Linked DNA regions of Mus musculus: all the other regions are linked to region 1. A link is a loop called in an ENCODE intact Hi-C map of the cell type or tissue named here. Cell type or tissue: heart. All regions are shown on one strand.

Evidence for each region. Hi-C counts contacts between places; a loop is a spot of excess contacts. Peaks named below come from ENCODE experiments on the same cell type or tissue, not always from the same donor. Only the 100,000 strongest peaks of a DNase experiment are listed, where the experiment ranks them.
Region 2: a loop joins it to region 1, with 15 times the contacts of the local background. A loop is called at or near these places in 7 of 42 quality-filtered maps.
Region 3: a loop joins it to region 1, with 7 times the contacts of the local background. A loop is called at or near these places in 30 of 42 quality-filtered maps.

The regions. Positions count from the first base shown.
Region 1 is chr10:77,514,107-77,519,106 of GRCm38, reverse strand. It overlaps Fam207a (family with sequence similarity 207, member A), which reads left to right and starts at 3,294. Exons shown (of 6, transcript NM_133998.3): 1 at 3,294-3,504; 2 at 4,693-4,801. The coding sequence starts at 3,367. It overlaps 2810425M01Rik (RIKEN cDNA 2810425M01 gene), which reads right to left and starts at 3,209. Exons shown (of 1, transcript NR_163865.1): 1 at 2,166-3,209. In heart, a CTCF peak has its summit at 1,883; DNase peaks (open chromatin) are centred at 1,086, 1,686, 2,556 and 3,236; H3K4me3 peaks cover 2,824 bases; H3K27ac peaks cover 2,620 bases.
Region 2 is chr10:77,914,278-77,919,277 of GRCm38, reverse strand. It overlaps Trpm2 (transient receptor potential cation channel, subfamily M, member 2), which reads left to right. Exons shown (of 34, transcript NM_138301.2): 27 at 256-413; 28 at 1,125-1,198; 29 at 1,470-1,571; 30 at 4,480-4,566. Among named protein-coding and RNA genes, the nearest start is that of Lrrc3, 14 kb to the right of the region's middle. In heart, a CTCF peak has its summit at 2,478 (motif pointing right); no DNase peak of the experiment used is centred here; H3K27me3 peaks cover 236 bases.
Region 3 is chr10:77,564,772-77,569,771 of GRCm38, reverse strand. Itgb2 (integrin beta 2) reads right to left here. Exons shown (of 16, transcript NM_008404.5): 15 at 4,968-5,000; 16 at 4,064-4,594. The coding sequence ends at 4,532. Among named protein-coding and RNA genes, the nearest start is that of Pttg1ip, 14 kb to the left of the region's middle. In heart, a CTCF peak has its summit at 2,900 (motif pointing right); a DNase peak (open chromatin) is centred at 2,881; H3K27me3 peaks cover 393 bases.

The DNA.
Region 1 (5,000 bases):
AAAGCTAGAAAGAAGTCAAAGATCACTGGGGCAGAGGTAACACCTACCCAGCGGTCGTCTCTCTGTCCTTGGTGCCAGGCTAACTTCCTAATTAGCCTAGGTCCACAGAATCAGTGGCATCAATGTAGTGCCAGGGAAGTGTTTGTGACCCCCTCAAAAAACAGATAGGTAGCCAGGCGTGGTGGCGTTCACATTTAATCCCAGCACTTGGGAAGCAGAGGCAGGCGAATTTCTGAGTTCGAGGCCAGCCTGGTCTACAAAGTGAGTTCCAGGACAGCCAGGGCTACACAGAGAAACCCTGTCTCGAAAAATCAAAAAAAAAAAAAAAAAACAAACAACAACAAACAAACAAACAAAAAGATAGGAGCCAATCTGATGCAACTCACAGCAGGATCTAGCTTCTATTCTATTTGAGCTAACTTGGGCCCTTCCAATGCACCACCATCTCTTGGGACGGTTTTGGTAGTTGTGGGAGCCCAAATACCTATCGGGGAAGGCTTTATACAAACAGCAACTGGGGGCAGGGGGAGGGTTAAGTGTGCAAGCATCTAATTGGAAAGCCACTGTGGCCTTTAACACAATTGACTGGTGTTGGGAGTCCTATCATAAACTTAACTTCTGCTCCCTTCTGCATTGGTGGTCATTAGGCAGGGGTGGGCTTGTAACCTGGGGATGCAGGTTTGTTGGGGGAATAACCTGGAGGTACTGGTCATGTTGAGGGTATAACCTGGAGATGCTGGTCTTGCTGGGAATTAACCTAGAGACTGGAGCTAGGCTCAGGTTTTGTTGAGGAGGGGGGCAACTTGGAAACTAATGCTAGGTACCAGCCTGTTAGTTTACCTTAGTTCAAACTTAGGTCAGGTTCTCTAAAATGGAGTCTGATCTTCAAAGATCTGGCCTCTCATCAATGTACACACCAGAGGGTCTGGGAGGTAACGGCACATGGACACCCATGCCTGCCTTTCCCCATCTCCCTGATCACCAGACTTCAGGGAACTCCTGGGAAGTTGCTCTGTGCCCTTTGCAGGTTGACCCAGGTGGCTGGAAGGCCTTGGGCCTTGGTGCTCAGCCAGAAGCTGTGAAGGACAGGAGGCCAATTCCCTGCCCCACTGCCTTGAGCGGCTGGCTGGCCTAGCACCCATGATCAGAGTCAAATTAGGACTCTGTGTTGCGGGTTCCGTCACCAGAAGGTCCTGGGCCTCTGAGATGCTGTGTGTCTGTACCAGCCCTGTGCCTGGGGCTCCCGCCCTTCATTCACACTGTGATACCAGCCTCTTTTCTGCCCAGCCCTAGGAATCTGTGATCTCCAACTATAAGCTGCTAGGGGTCACTTCCTGGCTCTCACTTTTCTCTTAGTCCTCAAGCAGCTCATTCTAACCCCCACTGTAGAAACAGGGAAACTAGGCTTGAAAAAGCTCAGGCCTTGGCTAGGTCACCCAAAGAAAGGTGGACCCAGCAAACTTGGCCACCTCCCTGGGAGGATCAAGGGAGCCCTCCTCCCCGAGAAAAGCCAGGCAGAACTGTCTTGGATCAGTCGCTGGGGCTGGGGACGAACTGAGAGGTGATCTGGACCCTGCTGATGCCTGCGGGGTCTGGCAGCTGAGTTTCCAGGGCTGGGCGCGATGATACATTGTCCGCCTCCCCTCACCCCAAACCCCCATCCCGCCTCCCAGTAGCTGTATCAGTGGACCAGCCTGCGGTCACACCTACACTCTAGTTGACTTGGAGCAGGGTCGCGGTCTAGAGCCCGAGGGGGGGGGGGAATTAGCCAGAGACACCTGTACAGTCCTCTCTCTAACTGCAAAACTAGCTGTACAGTCCTCTCTAACTGCAAAACTAGTTTGCCAGGAGCCAGGGAAGCACGGGACACGCGCGCCCTCAGGCGGCAGGAAGAAGAGTTGAGGATTCTAAAAAATTAACTTTGTTGTCGTCGACTTGTGAGTTCCTTGGGGTGCCCTGGAACTGGCCTTAAGCAACTCATCCTCCATGGGGGAACCTGGGGTCCATCGGACAGCCCAGAGCACAGGAACACTGCTGAGGGTTGAGAAGGAGAAAACATTTAGGGGGTGGGGGGGTGGGGTGGGGATCTGTCCTAGGTAAAAGCCAGGCTAGCTTTCAGGGTGGCTCTGGCTGCCAGATCTTCTGGGGAGATGAACCAGGTTGTGAAGAGTTCAATGGACTTTATTCCCAGGTCATCTCAAAACAAGCTTGCGAAAGTAACTTTTATTCGCTTGATGTCCTTGTTGTCTCGGAGGCTTACTGCTGACTACGATCTCCTTTTCTAGCTCTTTCTGAACTCTTACTGGCTGATTCAATTCAGCTGTTCTGGCTCAAACGTCTCTTCAAGTCGCCTGATTCAATCTAGTTTGTCTCAGCTTCACATCTAGTGCACTGCTTGGCCTGCAGCCACTCACTCACTGTTCTAGATTGCTTTCTGTTGCTGTGATAAAAACACTTATCAAAGGCAGCGTGGGGAGGAAGGTGTTCTTTACATCTTACAGGTTGGATCTCATCGTCAGGGAAGGAGCAGGAACCTGGAGGCATCCCCTGATGAGAAACCGCATCGGAAAGATGCTTATTGGCTCTGCTCCCTGGCATGCTCTGCTACTTCAGCCACTGTGGGGCACCGGACTCCGCTTTGGGCTCACCTTCTCCCCACAAATCCCATCTCACTGTGGATCCCTAGCAGAGACGTCCCGGCATCCAGGATGCTCTCTACCCTAGAAGGGAAGAAGGCAGAAGGCCTCTACCCTGGCTGTGCCTGGGCCCAACTTTCTTTTGTGGCTCCAACTATAGCCCACTTTGGTTTTGTATTGTATTTTACAGGTGTCATTTGGGTGAAGAGCTGGAATTACCCTTCGTCCTTGCTTTCCTTAAGCAATACTGCACTGGGTGCACAGGGGCTGTTGGACACGGAGCCGACTGTGCAGGAAGACGGAGGCCGTTCGGTCCATCTGGTACCCATTTAAGTGGAATTGCAAAGTCCCCAACTCCAGGACCTGTTTTAAGGACGAAACGCCAAGCTGCACACATAGAGACCCGCATGAGTAAAACCGACGTGAACCTTTCTCCCTATTCTACCCCAGACGCGCGCGATAGAAACATGGCGTAACGTGCACCCGAGGCTTCAATAGTTTTACTTCCCTGGCTCTTGGCTGCAGCCACATCGCCACACGTCTAACGCGCTAGCGGGAGCGCGCGACGTAAGCACCGCAACTGCGCACGCGCTACGGGAGGCACTTCCGGGGACCGGCCGAACGCCGATCTACGCAGCCGCGGCTCTATTTCCGGCTGTCTGGGAGCACTTCCGGGAGGCTCTTCCACTAGTGAGGCGGCGTTGCTAACAGGCGGAAACCTCCAGGGAAGATGGGGAAAGTGAGGGCGCTGCGGGCTCGTGTGCACCGGGCGGCCGTGAGACCCGACGGGGATTCTGCACCGGGCCCTGTGCCCCGCGCCGTGGAGCCGGCGCTCCCACAATCCCCGGCGGGCGGAGCGGGGGCGAAGGTGAGGTGTGGGGCGCCGGTCGGGCCAGGTCTCTGCCGAGCCGGATCTCCAAAGATCAGGAGCCCTGGATGGTTGGGTGTCGCCTCTTCTGTGTGTGTTCCTGCCACTCTGGTTAGGGTCCTGACCCGGCCCACCTTTAGCCGTCATGCCTTCTCGGTTGGGGTGTGAGGCTCCAGAAGCGCTTCCATCTCTGGGGGAAAATATCCCACTACGCTCTGGAAATGTCGCAGGGCGCTGTCTGTCTGCCTCTGTCTATCTCTGTGTCTCAGTCTCTGGTGTGTGTTTGAGACAGGGTCTCTCTATGTAGCCCTGACTATTCTGGAACTCACGCTGTAGACCAGGCTGGCCTCGAACTCATAAGAGATTGACCTGCCCCTGCCTCCCACATGCTGGGGTTAAAGGCATGGCATGCACTTGTGTCCCTGGCGCTTGCTTGTTGCTTTGGCCTTTGGGATCTTATTTATTTTTATTTTACCTCATCTCATTCTTTCTTTATTCTTTTGAGACAAGGTTTCACCCTAGCCCCCCCCCCCAGCTTGTCACTCTCGTGCCCAGGCTGTAGCCCACTGTGCCCAGCTTTTATTTGTTGTTGTAGCCAAACTGAGAGCTTCTGTTTTCTCCCACACCCACACCCACGGGAGGTGCTGTGCAGTCATTGATTCGTGCAGCCATTGATTCTTATTTTTCCCATTTTTCTTTTAATTTGGTAACTTGGCTCAAATTTAAGCCTTGTGTTGACAGAGATTGTTTTTATGCCCCTTTGGTCAGCCGCGTCTTTGCCTCACTGGAAGGTTATGTGGTTGGTGTTCCTATTTTTGTTCCTCAGAGATGCCCAAGGACCAGTACTTAGAGGATTCCCTCTGCTCACTCCTGGGAGGGCCCATGCATACAGTTGTAAGCAGCAGTCATGCCTTATCTCACAGCTACTCTTGGATCTGCATGTGTTTGCAGGGAGGCTGTGCTCAGGCCCTGTGCTAGTGTGGCTCTACTCCCCAAGACTCTCTGATTGTCCCAAGTCTGATGGGGGCAGGAAGGAACAGGCCTGATCTGGGAACAAGGACGTAGATACTCTTCCGGGGCCTCCCTGGCTGAGAAGTAGAGGATTTTTGCCTTAGCATCTTCTCGATGTGTGACTCTCAAACCAAAAGTCAACTTGATGTCCTCTCTCTTCTCCTGTTGGGATTGCAGGACTGGACATTCGTTCACAATGACATCTTTGCCAGGACACAGATAGACCCTAGTGCGTTGGTGCAGAGGCTGGAGCTGGACCAGAGGAGTGTGGTGTCCCTAAAGAGAGGTGAGTTCCTGCCTTTGGAGAGTCGAGAGGGCAGCCTGACTGTTGCCTGTGGACTAGCCCGTGCTTTAAAAGATGACACTAGGCATGACATGTGTTGCATAGCTTAAATCCCGGCACTTGAGAGGCTGAGGCAGGCCAGTCTCTACATTCAAGGCCAGCCTGGACTACACATCTAGTTCCAGGAAGAAACAAGGCTGTG
Region 2 (5,000 bases), 400 kb before region 1:
GTTCAGCCAGTAAGGACATGGACATGAATGATCATGGTCTTAGATGAGGCTAGCCCCTAGGGAACAAACTTGCCCCCATTAATTGGACAGGCCCTGTAGCAGCCGGTGATATTAACCAACTGTTGAGATATCTAAGTGTGACTTTAGCGGCAGGTATCTGGTAGGGGATGGTGACCTTTGTCCTTCCATGGCTGAGATCCCTGGAGTGGCAATCAGGGTGTTGGGACTGTAACTCAAACTGGTGACTGTTTCTAGCACCCCAGAGGGCCTTCGATGAGCCAGATGCTGAGCTGAGTATCAGGAGGAAAGTAGAGGAACCAGGAGATGGTTACCACGTGAGCGCCCGGCATCTCCTCTATCCCAATGCCCGCATCATGCGCTTCCCCGTGCCTAACGAGAAGGTGCCTTGGGCGGTGAGTTTATCTCTCTTATGTAGGCCATATCGGGAGGTGTTAGTCTCTGGGGGAGGAGAAGAGGTCCTCCCGAGTTCATGGTAGCCTCCACCCACTCTATCCTCTCTGGTCATCTGAGCACTTGACAGCTGAGGAAACTAAATGAGGCAGGCATGCAAACAAATCACACGGGCCGCATGGCCAAACTGTGGAAGGGGCCGGCGGGGTGAGGGACGGTGGCTTTACAGAGACATGGCTCAGGGATGCTCCTGAAACTTTTCATGTGCTCCAGATGTCCTGGCCCTGCCATCTCACCCACCCTCCTTGTTCTTGACATGTCCGTACCCAGTGAACAACTATCATTCCCTTTTGAGTGCCCAGCACGAGAGAGAGACCTCTATTCAGGGACAGGAATGCTGGCACCCGCAAGTTCACCTGCTTGTGGGCTTGCGGGCTTGCGGTTCCCATGTAGCCCCCGACCCATCCTGGGAAAGGTTCACACCATCCACGCTTGGGTCATGCTTGGGCTGGTCCCATGGGAGTGTTCATCTGGAGTCTCGTCCTCAACTCTACCAGGGCTGGGAGATACCCAGGCACACTGGGCAAGGGAATTTGGTCCTGGTTGGCTGGTGTCCTTGTATGAAGCTGCTCTTGGGCCCATTTGTAGCCCTCAGGCCTAGCTCGCTTGGGAGTGGGATGGAACCCTGAGGAAGCTCATTTGCTGTCTTGCAGGCAGAGTTTCTGATCTACGATCCTCCCTTTTACACCGCTGAGAAGGATGTGGCTCTCACAGACCCCGTGGGAGAGTGAGTGGCCCCTTCCTCCACAGGGAGTGCAGACTTCACATGGGGCAGGCCCAGGCAGGTTCTGCCTCATCTGGGAACTCCAGAGCAGCTCTTCCTGTCCCAGATACAACTCATTCTGACAATGGGCATGAGCAATGGACAGAGACCCCTCTCAAAGGAAAGGCCTGGGTGACTGTAGTTGAGCCACCAATGGAGGCCGCGCCCCTGTCCCTCTGTGTTACTCTGCCATAACCTCCCTCCGACAGGGACATCTCCTTTTGCTTGTTCCCAGCACTGCAGAACCTCTGTCTAAGATCAGTTACAACGTCGTGGATGGACCGACGGACCGTCGCAGCTTCCATGGAGTCTACGTGGTCGAGTATGGGTTCCCGTTGTGAGTATGCTGAACCTCAGCTAGCATCAGCAATGGGGCGCATTTCTCTCTGAGAGAGCTGACTTCTCTTTCTGGCAAAAGCAAACGAGAAAAGGAAACTCGGTGTGTGCTGTTCCCTCAGAGTCTGCTTGCTCAGAGCCTTTCCCTGGAAGGTCCCTGGATCCACCACAGCAGTGTCCCAAGTACATGGGTCTGTTGGAACCTGGGGGCTTCAACTTATGGTCGGAAACTTGGGGGGCATAGTCAAGTCTGAAGAGAGCACTCTGGCTCTAGAGCATGTTGTAAAAAATATTTAAAAAATCCTGCCACGGGGTTCCTTCCCTCCTTTGACCATTTATGTTTCTGGATGAAAGACACACACACAGAGCCTTTATATTTTTAAATATACCTTACTCAGCACAATAGCTGGGCAACTGCCGAGCCTCCAGGCTGTTAGAATCGGCCTCCCATCGATAACCCCATTATTACTTTCTGTGTTCCATCTTGGAGGATTTTAACCCAATTGGGCAGCCCTCTGGGCCACATTCTCTTGGTCCAGAGCCAAGATGCCTCTTCTTGCTTCACTCTCCCATGACTACTCTGTCTCCCTTGCCCTGCTTCCTCCTCCTCAGGAAACCTAACCCCACCCCCACCCCCACCCCCGCCAATGTCTCTTCTCCGCAGCTATTGGCACTGGCATTTTTATTTACCAATCAGAATTAAATGGGGGTGGACTCTCTCGCCTTTGGGGCAAAAAATTTGGGAGGATGCAAATTAGCATTACAATACAAGCCCCATTAGGCCAACCCACTACAAGACTGGTGGGCCCACGTTAGGGATAGTAACCTTTTCCAGCAACTATGATGGGCTAACAGTACCCATAAATACCCATAAATACCACTGTGTTTCCAGATGGGGTGTGGCCAGCAGGGGGAGCAGTGGAGCAGAGGATGCCAAGGGGCCTGTGGGAAAGGGAAGGCAGGCATTTAGGAGAATATTCTGGAACAGTGAGTGGGCTACTGTCCCTGGAGCCAGAGGTTGAATACGGTGGCAGCAGTGGAGGGGTAGTCTGAAATAGACCAGGGCTCTAGCCTGCATGTCTGCATGACGGGGCCATGATGACTGGGGCGAAGACGGCTTAGGAAGCAATGTCAGTTGCGGAGTGAGAGACAGGGAGGAAGAGCAACACTCAGGTGACTGGCACATACCTGCTGTCATGACAACTGTGTGGAAACATAAGCAGGATGGACCGGAGAGGACCACTCTACATTTGAGGCGGGGTCTCTCCATGAGGCTGAAGCTCAGCAGTTGGCTAGGCTGGCTGTCAATCATCCTCCTGTCTCTGCCACCCCTCAGATTACAGGTGTGTGCTTTTATGCTCACTTTTATTTTTTACTTTTTTTAAACATGAATTCCGAGGATTTAAACTTAGTCCTTACACTTGCATGGCTAACACTTTTCCTACTGAGTCTTCGTTCAGCCCCAATAACTTTTTTTTTTTTTAACGTAATCACATACTTAATGTAGTTAGGACTTGCACACTATTGTTTTTTTTTTCCTTTTTTTTTCTTTTAATTGTATTTCCTAGATATAGCTTCCATCTGTGAAATGATTGTCTTCGTCTGTTTTATGTTGCTCATAATAGAATACCAAAGACTAAGTAGGTTATGAAAGAAAAAAAAAAAAGAATGTTGATTCTGGCTCAAGGTCAGGCACTCACAACCAGCAATGCCTTCTTGCTGATGGAGGCAGAGGAGGTGCAGGATGTCACATGGCTAGGATAGTCTGGGAGGGCAGTCACCTCCTGAAGATCCCACCGGACCCCAACGCTCCAAGAGCTCATGGTGTATTTGGGAGCTTTGGTAGGGACAAGCGAGGGTTATAATGAAACATTGTCTTCTTTTCTTCTACAAAGTAGTGTTTGAAGTTAAGCGGTCTTACTGGACCACACAGCTGGAGGTAGTGGGGGATGTGCAAGGCAGAGAAGATGCTGGGCCAGTCAGCTCTCCATCATTATGAAAGACTCAGAACAACCAGCAGAGAAACCGAGAATAATCACTGTAGCCTCAGTTTGAAGCTTTTAGTTCAGACTCAAGGCAGCCCTGGTGACTCTGTGGGAAGGAAACCCCACCATGGCAGAGTGTGTAGAGTGGAGAGAGCTGCTCACCTCCAGGCTGAGAAGCAAAGGGGGAAGAGGAAGCTAGGGTTCTTCAAAGGGTGTCCTGATAACCTAAATCTCCCATCAGGCCTTGACTCCACCTCCCAAAGACTCCATGTCAGGACCAACCCAACGGGTGGTATGGGAACTCAGCTGAGCAGTGGGGCATGGGAAGGGAGGGAGGGTCACAGAGGACACTAGCAATACTGAAGAAAGCAGAGCCTGCCCATAGGGTGAGTCTCGCTCGCTGGCAGATGTGGAGCGGTGAGCAGGGAGAGTCATATATGGAGGAGACCGCTTGTCCTGTGGTAGCACCGGGGTGTGTCTCTCTTTGTTTTGCATCAAAGTCATGAAAACCATCAGTTCTCAGTCCCGATTTAGAATGGGGTCTGGTGGTGAGAGAGGGGTCCTGGCCCAATGAGAGGTCTGCAGTTAATACTCTGTGCTCCCAGAATACAGTGAGTTCATGTAACCACAACCTGGTTCCTTCAGCCTGGCTTTCAAGTGCAGCCACCCATTGTTTGTGACCGCAACCACCAGACATAGGTCTCTGGGTGTTTGACCCTACTTGTGGAGGAGGGCTGGCCGTGGTGGTTGCACACAGACTAGAAGCCCTGGCTTTGCTCTGTGAAGAGCCTTGTGGGGCCAGGACAGGTTGTCGGGAGCTGGCATCTCTGCTATGCCCATTGTGACTTGGCTCCACTCATCCAATGTCCCTGGTTTTAACCTCCCCGTCAGATGCAGTGGCTAAGTGAACCCTTTCTAACCTAGGAACCCCATGGGCCGCACAGGGTTGCGTGGTCGTGGGAGCCTCAGCTGGTTTGGTCCCAACCACACTCTGCAGCCAGTTGTCACCCGGTAAGCACCATGTCTGCCATCTGCATTTTGGCTCCAAAGATGCTCCTCCCACCCGCGTGAGTTCCGAGGGCCTGTGGCATGGCCTTTGTACTTGGTATCTCATGAAGCCTGTGGGAAAACATACGCTGCATCCCACCCTCTCTGAGAAAGCCCAGGCTACTCCCTTCCCCCTGGAAGCTGCCTAAGTTTTTGGGAGTAGTCCCTTATCCATACTAGGGGCTGATAAAAACGGTGTTTAGAGCCTCTACTAAAGAGAAGAAGTTACAGAAATTACACACACACACACAAAAAGCAAAGCCTACCCACAATCCCATAGGAATGTTAAAGTTTGGAAGGTTTCCTACCAGAGGATATGTGCACATTCACACTCTCACACAGCCTTGCATGTACCCCTCAAACCTCATGTCTCCAACCCTGGGTCCCGCCTACCTTCT
Region 3 (5,000 bases), 51 kb before region 1:
GCCCCCACAGCCCCCACAGGAGAGGCATGTGGCTTCTAGCACATAGACAAAGTCCCAAGTTTCTGGCATTCTGGCTAGACTCCGCCCCACAGTTACCTAGCAACAGCAAGATAGCCAAGCCCACTATAAGAGGGTCTGCTTGGCCCCTCCTCACTCTCTTAAGCTTTCACCTTTCTTACTCTCTAGCTCTCTTCCTCTCTTCCCCCTTCTCTCCACGTGGGCATGGCCAGTCTCTCCCTTTCTCTTTCTACCTTCTCTCCTGTCTCCCTGCCTTTCTACAATAAAGCTCTAAAACCATAGACTATCTCTGACCGTCAAGGCCTGCCGTGCTTAAACGATGGGTTAAGCTTTCTCCTGACAAGCCTTGTCTAACCTCTCCACAGAAGGCCTTCTTATGCTGCAGCCACAGACCAGACTAAGGACTCTCGCCTGCATGGGAATCACCCAGTGCCCCCCTCTCTCCCTCCCTTAAATCCTGGGCTAAGTGCTGCCCCAGGGCCCCTATTCTGTTCTCAGCTCCTCTGCCATATCTCAGCTGGAGGCTGAGAACCTGGTACCGGGGGCTGCCCCTTGTCCACCACCTGCCCTGTGGGGGTCAGTGGCTTGATACATTCAGATGCCCACTTGGGGCCGTGTGGAAAGCGTGCGTAGTCCTCCCACGTCTGCCTGCCCAGAGCACCGGAACTCTGCGGGACGCGGACACTTTCCTACTCCCCTCTTCCCCTCCACCCACGGTCCCACAGGTGTGCATGCTTTGTGAGAGTATGCATCAGTGTGGAGGTCATGCCAGGAATCAGAAGAGGGAGACAGATTCCTCCCCCGTCCCATCTCCCCCTTCAGCTGGAGTTGTGAGCCTCCTAATGTGCTGGTCCTCTGGTAGGGTAAAAGATACTCTCAGTCACTGAAACATCTCTGTACCTATACTTTCAACAAGATGGAAGATGTCACTTGTTCAAGGTGCTGGATATGGACCCAGGCTTAGAGTTTCACTTCAGTTAAGTCCAAAGTGGCCCCCAGGCTCCGCCCCATAGTTACCTGGCAACAGCCAGGTGTGCCTGACTCACTATAAAAGGGGCTGCTTGCCTCCTCCTCTCTCTCTTGCTCTTTTGCTCTTCTTGCTCTCTTCCTTTGCTCCTGTACCCTTATCCTCTTCCCACTCCCCTCCTCCTCTCTCTTCACGTGTTCATGGCCAGCCTCTACTCCACTCCTCTCCTCTCTCTCCTCTCCTCTCCTCTCCTCTCCTCTCCTCTCCTCTCCTCTCCTCTCCTCTCTCTCTCTCTCCCTCTCTCTCTCTCCTCTCTCTTTCTCTCCCTCCCTCCACCCTCCCATTCAGTCTCTACTACCCTCTCAACTCCCCTCCCCATGCCCTGAATAAACTCTATTCTGACTATACTATAGCTGGCTTCTCAGGGGGAAGAGATGCCTCCGCATGGGCCCAGGGAAGCACCCCTTCCCCCACACCATACCATAGCTCCTCCACCAAACTCCCCCTTCTTCTCCTTATCTTTGTATAAAACACAAAACAAAAGTCAGTGTTGATGACAATCTCCTAAACAGAAGGACTTTGGCTGGGTAAACTGAAGCCTAGATGTAGGTTTCTGTTTACCAGGAACCTTCCTTAAACCAACCCTTGGGCAAGGTCATCTAGTTCCGGGTCATTCCCACAGCCTGTAACAGCTCATAGATCCCCCACCCTGTTAACAAATGAAATATGTTTGCTTTTCTGCCAATGGGTTTCTCTCTGTCAGCCCCACCTCTACCCCAGATACCCTTTGCAAAAATTCCATCCCCACTAAACCTTTATTTCTCCCCATGGCATGGTAAGTGCTTTCACTGAGCTCTTGCTGACAACTTCCTCCCCGTGGCTCAGCCTACTGCCACTGTGCCATGTAGATGCTAGGGACCAAGCCCAGGTCTTCTGCAGGAGCATCAAGCATTCTTTTTTTTTTTTTTTTTTTTTTTTTGAGACAGAGTTTCTCTGTGTAGCCTTGGCTGTCATGGAACTCACTCTGTAACCAGGCTGGCCTTGAACTCAGAAATCCGCCTGCCTCTGCCTCCCAAGTGCTGGGATTAAAGGCGTGCACCACCATGCCTGCGCATCAAGCATTCTTAACTGCTGAACCATCTCTCTGGCCCCTACTTAATTTTCTTCTAATTTTTTGGATTAATAAGACAAAGTCAGATTCTTTTCCTGAATATAGAAGGGCATGGCTTCATTAAGAAGGATAAAAATTAATCTTTGGTGACTACTTCAAATACACTTATTTGGAAGTAAAGCATGTCTCAATTTGTTCTTTCTGCTCTAACAAAATACCTGAGGCTGGACCACTTATGTGTGACACAAACCCATTACCCACGGGTCTAGAATCAAGATACTAGGAGATTCGGTAACTGCTGAGGATTGGCTCATCTTGCAAGACAGCTCTCACAAGCTTCCTCAGGTCTAATTCTACCGTGAGATTTTGGTCCTTCTACTTCTCAAAGGCCCCACTCCCTTCCACTATTGCACTTTGTTATGAGTTCCACCACGTGAAGCAGAGAGAGACATCAGTATTCAAACAGCACCACAGGGTGAGTTCTCTGGCAAGAGGTGATAGTGTGGTACTCAAGGGTAGCCAGAGCAGGGAGGACCTCCCGGTAGAATCGGGGAACCAAAGACTGGCCGGCCACCCAGCCAACTACACTCGCAATGATGGCAAGGGAGTTGTTAAGCCCGTCAGAGGGGGATCGTTGCCTTGGCTGAGGTAGATCTCCCCCATAAGGAGTGAGTATTGTCCAGGAAATGTTCCAAAGCGTCTGGGAGTACAGGCTGACCGCTCGGGTGGGACTGGCCAGGGCTTTCCTTCTGCCATGGCAGGAAAAGCTTCTACCAGACGGTAGACAGCAGCAAGCTCTGCCAGCAGGTGGCGCTAGACAAGGGGCCCTGCAGCTGTGCCTTGGTCCTGACTCTAAAATAACTACCAAGCAGGCCTCCCCAGCGGACTGAGTTCTCTGAGTTCTGGGGATCTCCTTGAAGTCAGAGGAGATCGACTGTGTCATTCATTCTGCCTGAAATGCATCATTTGCTTTTTTGAGTGAATGGAATGTTTTTCATCAACAGTTTTCTCTGGACTTTGAACAATTATAGTCGTAAGAAAAGGGCAAAGTATCATTTTACACAGGGAAGTGCTCTGACACACACCTAGCACTTTGTCGGGCACACTTCACTCGTGTACATGTGCATTTTTGAACATGAGTGAGCGTGCCTCTGTCTAAAAGTGAGAACACTTGAGGAGTTCTCTGGCCACACCTAGCCCTTCCTACTCTCAGGCTCGGGCATGAGGCTGGGTGCTATGGTTTGGAAATGGAGTGTCCCTCTACAGAAGCTCCAATACTGGAGCCTTGGTGCTTAGCTAGTGGTACTATTTAGGGAGGTTGAACTTCAAGAGGTAGAACTTAGCTGGAAGAAATAGGTCCTTGGGGGTCTGTCCTTGGGCTAGCTTCTTGCTGGCCACATCCCGTCTTGTCTCTGCTTTTTGACAGCCATGAGGTATGCAGTTTGGAGAGTATGCTCCCACTGACAGAATGCTCTGAGGATGTGGGGCCAAGCAACCTGACACCATGAGGCCAAACAAATATTGCCAGAAAAAAAGAGCTACCTAGTATGCTCAGTCATAATTCTTAGAGACCCAGGGACATCATAATCACTGGACACAATTTGGGGTTCATTCACTCACGCAGAACTAGAGTCAGCAGTGATTTCTGGGTCACCCCCCAAGACAACCTATGAGAAAGGAACTTCCTACCCAACTTCTGCTTTGTGTTTTGGTTTCCATCTTCCGCGCTGAACCTGACTGATATTGGGAGCAAGAGAGAGGAGGGTGCCATTTCTGTCATCTGACACCCTTGTTAGGCAGCCACACAGGATTTAGCACTGGGTCTCAGAGGGCTCCATATATACAGGCCCATGGGCAGCGAAGAAGAGAACTAAGTCTCCCATTCTATGGCCCAGATCCCAACTGAACCCTCAGGATGCAGATGGACAAACAGCAGGCAGGACAAAGCACGTAACCTCAGCTGCCTTGCCCCAAAAGACTCCACAAAGCTTACCTTCCATGGACAGCATGGATGGAAGCTTTATTATTTTTCATACATGATTATGAAATAATACGTTGGATATAGTTTTTATACTCACATATAATACAACAGATGGGATGTTAACAATATAATAGGAGTTTTATACTCTGACAAGTTTAAATATAAATAAGTTGGGGCCACCTTTACTGAGACTGCTGTCTTCCTTTATGCAAGAAAATGTGGGTGGAACCTCTTGGGACTCGGGACAATTCTTAGGGCTCTGCGGCAAGATTGTGCAGGTCGGAAGACAAGTCCCTGGAAACCCTGGCAGACTTGATATAATGGCGGAAAGAAACCGAGCAGGCTTTTGGATCCTTGGCAGCACTGGGGTGAGCTGTAAGCCACGTTGTGTTTGCAGAGGGGAGGAGGCGTGGTCTGAGGGGGTCACATCTGCTTGATTATGATAACTCATGCTCTAGCTTTCAGCAAACTTGGGGTTCATGACCGTTGTCGTAGCACTCTTGAAGAGGGGGTTGTCCTAAAGAGGAACCAGATATGCTCTTGTCAGTGCAGGGAGGTGTGAGGACTCCAAGATGCCACCAGAGCAGTAGAAGTCTCTCTGAAGAGCCAACCCGGACAGGAAGCCTCCCCAGGGCCTGAGCCTCAGGGCTAAGCCTGTATACCACAGCACACTCTGGGAGACCGGAGGCTAAGCTGGGGTGAGGCGTGCGCCATCTCTCCAAGATGGCCTCGAGTCCCACTGTGAGAAGTAACAGAGCTAGGAAAGACATTCTATGTGGGTCTCCCAAGCACTGCTGGGATAGAGAGTATGCCCATTGCTGCCTGTGAGAGGTCAAAGAGAAGAGGAAGCACCCATGCACCACAAGGGTTCCCAAAGCAAGGCCACTCACATTGTTCCATTGGGACTTGAGTTTCTCCTTCTC